Linked DNA regions of Homo sapiens: regions 2 and 3 are each linked to region 1. A link is a loop called in an ENCODE intact Hi-C map of the cell type or tissue named here. Cell type or tissue: B cell. All regions are shown on one strand.

Evidence for each region. Peaks named below come from ENCODE experiments on the same cell type or tissue, not always from the same donor. Only the 100,000 strongest peaks of a DNase experiment are listed, where the experiment ranks them.
Region 2: it touches region 1 in a loop (2.7-fold over the local background); 5 of 110 quality-filtered maps call a loop at or near these places.
Region 3: a loop joins it to region 1, with 5 times the contacts of the local background. A loop is called at or near these places in 13 of 110 quality-filtered maps.

The regions. Positions count from the first base shown.
Region 1 is chr10:61,750,043-61,752,542 of GRCh38, reverse strand. The region is part of intron 5 of CABCOCO1 (ciliary associated calcium binding coiled-coil 1); the gene reads right to left. Among named protein-coding and RNA genes, the nearest start is that of CABCOCO1, 88 kb to the right of the region's middle. In B cell, a CTCF peak has its summit at 1,437 (motif pointing left); a DNase peak (open chromatin) is centred at 1,392; H3K4me3 peaks cover 499 bases.
Region 2 is chr10:62,050,299-62,052,798 of GRCh38, reverse strand. It overlaps ARID5B (AT-rich interaction domain 5B), which reads right to left. Exons shown (of 10, transcript NM_032199.3): 5 at 1,799-1,911. Among named protein-coding and RNA genes, the nearest start is that of ARID5B, 150 kb to the right of the region's middle. RefSeq lists an enhancer at 1,117-2,316. In B cell, no CTCF peak of the experiment used is centred here; DNase peaks (open chromatin) are centred at 1,528 and 2,187; H3K4me3 peaks cover 2,375 bases; H3K27ac peaks cover 2,500 bases.
Region 3 is chr10:61,866,712-61,869,211 of GRCh38, reverse strand. LINC02625 (long intergenic non-protein coding RNA 2625) reads left to right here and starts at 1,267. Exons shown (of 5, transcript XR_001747461.2): 1 at 1,267-1,352. RefSeq lists an enhancer at 747-906 and silencers at 1,127-1,216, 988-1,282. In B cell, no CTCF peak of the experiment used is centred here; DNase peaks (open chromatin) are centred at 1,121, 1,531 and 1,711; H3K4me3 peaks cover 607 bases; H3K27ac peaks cover 357 bases.

The DNA of each region.
Region 1 (2,500 bases):
AACTAAAGAAATTTGCAGAAAGCATGATGTTTACGTTTAGATATTTTATTCATAGTTTGTGTGTTTCCCTTTTCTCCAGTAGGCTCATAAATTATTACCAGGAAACATGTTGTTACAGTTATAAATATTTCCCTCTCTGCTTAGCTCTCCCTAGCCCCTACCCTTTTTTTTTTTTCCTTTTTTATAAAAAAGTCTCACTTAGTGATTCTTTAACCGTATTAGGCACTTTTCTCTGGTCAGCAGGCAGGATTTTCTTGCTTTGGAGGAAACTACTGCCAATTAGTCATATGTGCTTGGCATTCTAGAAACAGGACACTTTCAGTGAGCACCCAAGCCCTTCCTCCTAGGCAAGGCAGCCTTTTATTCCATATATGGCAGATGTCATTATTTCAATGACCTAAAGAAGCATGTCTTCCCTTATACAGAATGGGTCTAGGTACTCTAAGTTTCCCTGGCTTTTCTTGAAATCTGAAATCTTAGAAATTAACTACAAAACTGATTTTGTGGACAACGGTGTACATAGCAATACATGTTCTCAAAAGAGACCTTTCACCTACAGTCTGCGAATCATACTAGTTTAGTTAAAAATAAACAAACTGAAATAGCAGCAGCTCTGAAAAATCTAGGTGGTATCTTGATTCCAGATTTGAATGTTCTAAAAATGTAGATTTTTTTCCCCTTAAATGTGTAGTCAGAGTTCTGGATTGGCTCTGCTGCTCAGTTGAGAGTAGGTCTGAGATGTGGTTTCTTTGTTTGTAAAATTAGGGAGTTGGACTAGGTCGTCTCTAGTCCAGCTACAGATGTTGTATCTTATGTTACTAAATTTCAAGTGGCTTTTTCTCTATTTATACAAAACTCAAAGTTGCTTGCCTGTGTAGATCCCCAGATTCAGTATTTTTCAGTCACGATGTAGAAGAATATTTGGAGTACACATTTAGTGCTTACTGGAATCATTGACAGGCTGAAGCTTGTCCATTTATTTTTCCTTAATTACCTTCCCCAAACCTGCTCCTCCTCCAATTCCTTTATCGTTTGGTGGCATCACCAGCTTCTCAGTTACTGGACTCAAAGCCTTGCAGCTGTCTTCAGTTATTCCCTCTCCCTTGTCCCTAACATTAAGTCAGCCATAAAACTCATTGGGGGCACCTGCTGATGCCTGTCCCACCTGTGCCCTTCTATTTTTTGAAGGATTCAACTCCATGTTCTTGCCTTCACAGATCTCGAGCTCCAGCTGTACTAGACCACTCACTCTTTCCCTGCTTGCCCAGTGCTTGCAGCAGAGTGGGTGCTCCATAATTGTTATATGAAAAAAAAAAAAAAAAAAAAAAAGAGCAAGGCAAAGCAAAGCAGAGCGAAGCAAAGCAAGGGGTGGAGGAAGCTGTGGTCTCAGCCCTGTATTGCCTGTGCTGCTCCCTCTGCTGGGGGAGCTTTTCCCTGCATCCTGCCAGGCCATCTCATCCACCTGGACTTTCCACCCAGCTCAATCAACTCTGTGAAGTTTCTCGTCATCGCCCTTGTGCTCGCAGAGTATCTTGCTTATTCAACTTCATAGTATTTGTCACATTGGCCTTGAGTGACAGCCAGGTAGAGTGATTTCTCGCCATTGTGTGGAAACAACTCGAGGACGTGGGGCACGTCATATTCATCTTAAGGACCCCTAGCTCAGGCCTTTATACACGGGGGGCATTCATTGGATGTTGAGTATTTCATCAGAGTATCTATCCATTCATCTAAAAATCTTCAGGGCTGCCTAGTTTGTTAGACCAGCTACAAGTCAGTTTAAATATTTTTCTTGAAAAACGGTAACACTTGGAGAAGCAAACCTAGTCATTGTATTGTTGCATCAGTGCAACTATCTGTATTTCATATCAATGGAGCCCTAGAGTATTTGTTTGATTAGCAGAATGCCAAACAACCAGACAGATTCTCACTGATTTGACTTCATTGATAGTTACTATTAGTTTTTGGAGACACAGTCTTGCTCTGTTGCCCAGGCTGGAGTCCAGTGGCACGATCTCGGCTCACTGCAAACTCCGCCTCCCAGGTTCAAGCAATTCTCCTGCCTCAGCCTCCCAAGTAGCTGGGATTACAGGTACCCGCCACCACGCTAGGCTAATTTTTGTATTTTTAGTAGAGACAGTGCTTCACCATGTTGGCCAGGCTGGTCTTGAACTCCTGACCTCAGGTGATCCACCTGCCTCGGCCTCCAAAGTGCTGGGATGACAGGCATGAGCCACTGCACCCCTGGCCCAGTAGTTATTTTTAACTGACTTATCATTAAACTGTTTTTTAGACACAGTGTAGTTTAAAGCCATAAAGAGTTCCTCAGAGATACCATACCCCTCACCTAGCTCCTAATGAAAGTAACATCATGAAGCAAATTTCTAGGAGGGCTGATAAGTTGCCTGACTCTAGGGGCCATGATTCACATTGCTTTCCGTGAGCCTCCTCTGGTCCCCCACTCACAATACAATGTGAAAGGTACCCACTGGAGTTGTTC
Region 2 (2,500 bases), 300 kb before region 1:
GGCAGCACTGTTGCGGGGATGGAGTAAAGGCGTCACTTAGAAAACCCAGGACTGACTTCTATCCTTCTTGTTAAGAAGTCAGTGAACATCAAATATGGCCCATCTGTATAGCAGGCTCTTGTTCTTCTCGGCTTTGTGAACCCAACAGTGAGTTCTGAGCTGCCTTCCATGGAAAGAAACATTGGAGGTCTGCTCTTTCAGATCAATTGTATGAGTTCTGTAAAATTCTCAGAAGCAGACCTTGGTGGTGATTCCAAGTGGCATGGGAAGGAGCTTTATCCTGCCGGGCTCAGGTACAGAATATGCTGGAGTAAACAAATGCTGTCAACCAAGAAGGATGGGCTGGGCACCAACAGAAGGCATGGGCAGTACAAGCTCTGCTGAATGTTATGGTCTTGAAACCTTCTTGCGCCATTCTGCAGGATCTTGCAAACTACATAGTAGGGAATGAACTGTTCCTGCTGACATCCTTCAAGACGATGGAAACCAAAGTCCTAGGTAGATAGTTCTAGGGCTGAGGTGTCCAACTTACAAGAAAATGTCATTCATGGCATCCATGTGGAGTTAATTCGCAGAAAGTTAAATGTGCAAAACAACAATAACTTTAGGGAAAGAGATTTGTTTTCAGCAAGAAACTGGAAAATACACATTTCTACTGGTTGATCTCTTCTTAACCCTTTGGAATCTTAGAAGTATGAAGAAATTCTAAGCAAAAAAGTCCTTAAAATTTCCTAATGAAACAATGATGCTTAAAGATAAGATTTTTTAGAATGTGAAAGTCTAAGATTTACTTCATTACACTGGGAAGGAGGTAGAGTACATGGCAGAGAAACAGTAGACTGTCAACACAGAACTTAACTCATGTTTTTTTTTTTCTACATCAGACTCTTCCAAATTCACCACTAATCAAAATGGTCCCATTTTCAGAAGTTTAGTTATTTGATCTGGAAACTGGTGTCAGTTGAAATCTGTTCGTCAACTAAAATCCTAAAGGGACGATTGCTGTCTTTAGCACAAAAATAACACCTAAATGCAGTAAACAGAACCATGGAAATCTGACCCAAGCCCACAAAAGTCAGAAAGGTAAGTCTAAAAATATAAAGTGATACTTTACCCTTTGTCGTGCAAAATACTTCAGGCATGCATGCACTTTCAAGATTCCAAAGAATGCTTAGGTAAAAAATTGACCTGGGTCTTGAACAACAGCGTAGAATTTACTTTCATTCTATGTTAACAGAGATCTTTAAAAGTATATAAATGCTTGTGGGCATATGTATACATCTAAATATTTTGCTATGTATCTTTAATTTTAGTCTAATGTAAATTAGAAGTGACTTTGAAAAATACATAACTAAAAAGATTAATTCTAGCTATTTCTAATTTCATCCTCTGTTAATCTCCAAAACACATTTAGATGAACACATTCAGAAAGAGGACGGTTCAGCTGGTCTATTTTTGACACAAGCAGAGTAAACTATGTCATTGTGTCACCCACTATGAAATCTCAGCCTCAATGACGTGGGTGCTTAATCATCTGTCCTTTACTCATAACAGGCCAAACTGGGAGGTAGGAAGTCTTTCTGTTGACTAATCAAAATGCCTACCTCCCCCAGCCCACGGCAACCAGGGGAAGGGAGGTGGCAGGAACAGGCACAGCATAGAGCTTCAAAAGCTCTGAATACCAAAGTCAGATGCTGAATTGAAAACTGCCTCCAAGACACAGGCACAGAGAGATAAAGAGAAAAAGCAAAAATAAAAAGATGCAACGAAATGAATACCGTGGAGTGAATGACCGTACCTTGGCAACGGCTTTGCCATCGGAATTGTTGTTGGAATCCTTAACACCACTGAATGAATCTCTTCTTTGTGGGCATGGTTTCTTTTTGCGTGGTCTGCCTTTAAGATTTGGCGCTGAAAACAAATGGAAAACAATTGATATACATTTTCACTTGCATGGGTTTCTTTATTAAAGACCCAGAATCTCACTACAGTGATCCCTTCTAATTGTTCAGAGAAATGTACAGATCTGTGGCAGGCAGCCCTCATTATTACATGCTTCTCTCTCTGAAGGCTTGCATATTGGTAGAGTATACATTTCTGTACACGTTTCCCAAAGCTAATCTATTTAGCTTTAACATGTCTAATTAATAGAAGTAACACGAAGCTCTTAGCTCTAAAGGATCATGATAAGAAAAATGTCCTTCCACGTTGTTAGACAAGAAGCATTTGGTGCTGAAAAACTGAGCCAGGCTTTGAGCTCAATCTTTGGTTTTTGTTTTGTATCTTGCTTTCCGAAACCTAAGTGACATGCCTGCCCTTATGGTATCATAGTAATGAAATGTTTGAAAACATCTCTTTTACAAAATATTCAGAGACAAGGGCATTCTCTCAAATTACCATACAGATAAGTAGAGAGATAGCTATAGAGAGAGGGGCATTCACAACAGCAAGCTGGAAAACATTATTACATATATTTACTAACAATACTGCAACCAGCAAG
Region 3 (2,500 bases), 120 kb before region 1:
CCCCAACATCCGTGGGTTGTTTGGAAATGTCTACATTCTTGATTCCAGGTCAAAGGTGTTTTCTGTTACGCCACATCCAGTAGTATTGTGCCCGGAATTGGTGGGTTCTTGGTCTCACTGACTTCAAGAATGAAGCCGGGGACCCTCGCGGTGACTGTTACAGTTCTTGAAGGCGGCGTGTCCGCAGTTTGTTCCTTCTGATGTTCAGATGTATTCGGAGTTTCTTCCTTCTGGTGGGTTTGTGGTCTCGCTAGCTCAGGAGTGAAGCTGCAGACCTTCGCAGTGAGTGTTACAGTTCTTAAGGCGGGGCGTCTGGAGTTGTTTGTTTCTCCCGGTAGGTTCCTGGTCTCGCTAGCTCAGGAGTGAAGCTGCAGACCTTCGCGGTGAGTGTTACAGCTCATAAAAGCAGTGTGGACCCAAAGAGTGAGCAGTAGCAAGATTTATTGCAAAGAGCAAAAGAAAAAACCTTCCACAGTGTGGAAGGGGACCCCAGCGGGTTGCCACTGCTGGCTCGAGCAGCCTGCTTTTATTCTCTTATCTGGCCCCACCCACATCCTGCTGATTGGTAGGGCCCAGTGGCCGGTTTTGTCAGGGCACTAATTGGTGCGTTTACAATCCCTGAGCTAGATACAAAGGTTCTCCATGTCCCCATCAGATTAGTTAGATACAGAGTTTGGACACACAGGTTCTCCAAGGCTCCACCAGAGCAGCTACATACAGAGTGTGGATTGGTGCATTCACAAACCTTGAGCTAAACACAAGGTGCTGTTTGGTGTGTTTAAAAACCTTGAGCTAGATACAGAGTGCCGATTGGTGTATTTACAATCCCTAAGCTAGACATAAAGGTTCTCCAAGGCCCCACGAGAGCAGCTAGATACAGAGTGTGTATTAGTGCACTCACAAACTTTGAGCTAGACACAGGGTGCTGATTGGTGTGTTTACAAACCTTGAGCTAGACATAAAAGTTCTCCAAGGCCCCACCAGAGCAGCTAGATACAGTGTTGATTGGTGCACTCACAAACCCGGAGCTAGACACAGGGTGCTGATTGGTGTGTTTACAATCCCTGAGCCAGCCATAAAGACTCTCCACCTCCCCACCAGACTCAGGAGCCCAGCTGGCTTCACCCAGTGGGTCCTGCACCGGGCTGCAGGTGGAGCTGCCTGCCCGTCCTGCGCCGTGCGCTCGCACTCCTCAGCCCTTGGGCGGTCGATGGGACTGGGCGCCGTGGAGCAGGGGGCGGTGCTCGTCGGGGAGGCTCGGGCTGCACAGGAACCCACGGAGGCGGGGGAAGGCTCAGGCATGGCGGGCTGCAGTCCTGAGGCCTGCCCCGCGGGAAGGCAGCTAAGGCCCGGTGAGAAATCGAGCGCAGCGTCGGTGGGCTGGCACTGCTGGGGGACCCAGTACACCCTCCGCAGCCGCTGGCCCGGGTGCTAAGTCCCTCATTGCCCCGGGCCAGCAGGGCCGGCCGGCTGCTCCGAGTTTGGGGCCCGCCAAGCCCACGCCCACCCGGAACTCCAGCTGGCCCGCAAGCGCCGCACGCAGCCCCAGTTCCCGCTCGCGCCTCTCCCTCCACACCTCCCTGCAAGCTGAGGGAGTGGGCTCTGGCCTTGGCCACCCGAGAAAGGGGCTCCCACAGTGCAGCGGTGGGCTGAAGGGCTCTTCAAGTGCCGCCAAAGTAGGAGCCCAGGCAGAGGAGGCGCCTAAAGAAAGCGAGGGCTGTGAGGACTGCCAGCACGCTGTCACCTCTCAGTATCGTTTTGCCTTTTTTAAAGCTTGGAGAAGGAATGTTCGTAGATTTGGTATACTCTGCTCACTTTTACCCAGTAGCATTCTGGGACAAAGTTGGCAGACTTGTTGTAGGAATAAAAATGGGGCTTAAGGAACTTAAATTTATAAAGTGCCTACTATGTGTCAGGCACTTTACATACATCTCGCTTAATTCCTGCAAAACCCAAAAGAAAATGTAGGAGATAGGGGTTATTATTCTCATTCTCAATTGGAGAAATTGAACCTCTGATAGGTTAAGCAATATAACTGAGGTGGCTCAGCCAGATGCCAACCAAGTCCCAAACCAGGTGGTTCTTGTCTCCAAAGTCTAGGTGTTTATGAAACTGGAAATGGCTATTTTGTGACCTTTGGCATTGCCCAAGTCCCATTAGATTTCTCCTTGATTAGCTACCAAGAAGGATACATTATGGATCAGATCTCCTTTGGTGTTCAGAGCCAAGATTCAAACTGGGCTGACTTGAGCCCAAAGCTGGTGCTTTCAGTCATCTCATTTCATTACCCTCAAACAGTATCAGGGCAGAACCTGTTTCAGGAATGAGACAGCACAGTGCTTAGGAGGTGCCTGTCATAAGTTTGAGCTTCTGGACCAGTTGGATTTGACTAGAGGGAAACTTGTTTCAATGGCTATTGGCACTTCCTCCCTTTTGTTGGATGTAGGGTAGCCACGGACAGGGGACATTTGAAAGACTTGGGAGATTTGGGCCAGACTTG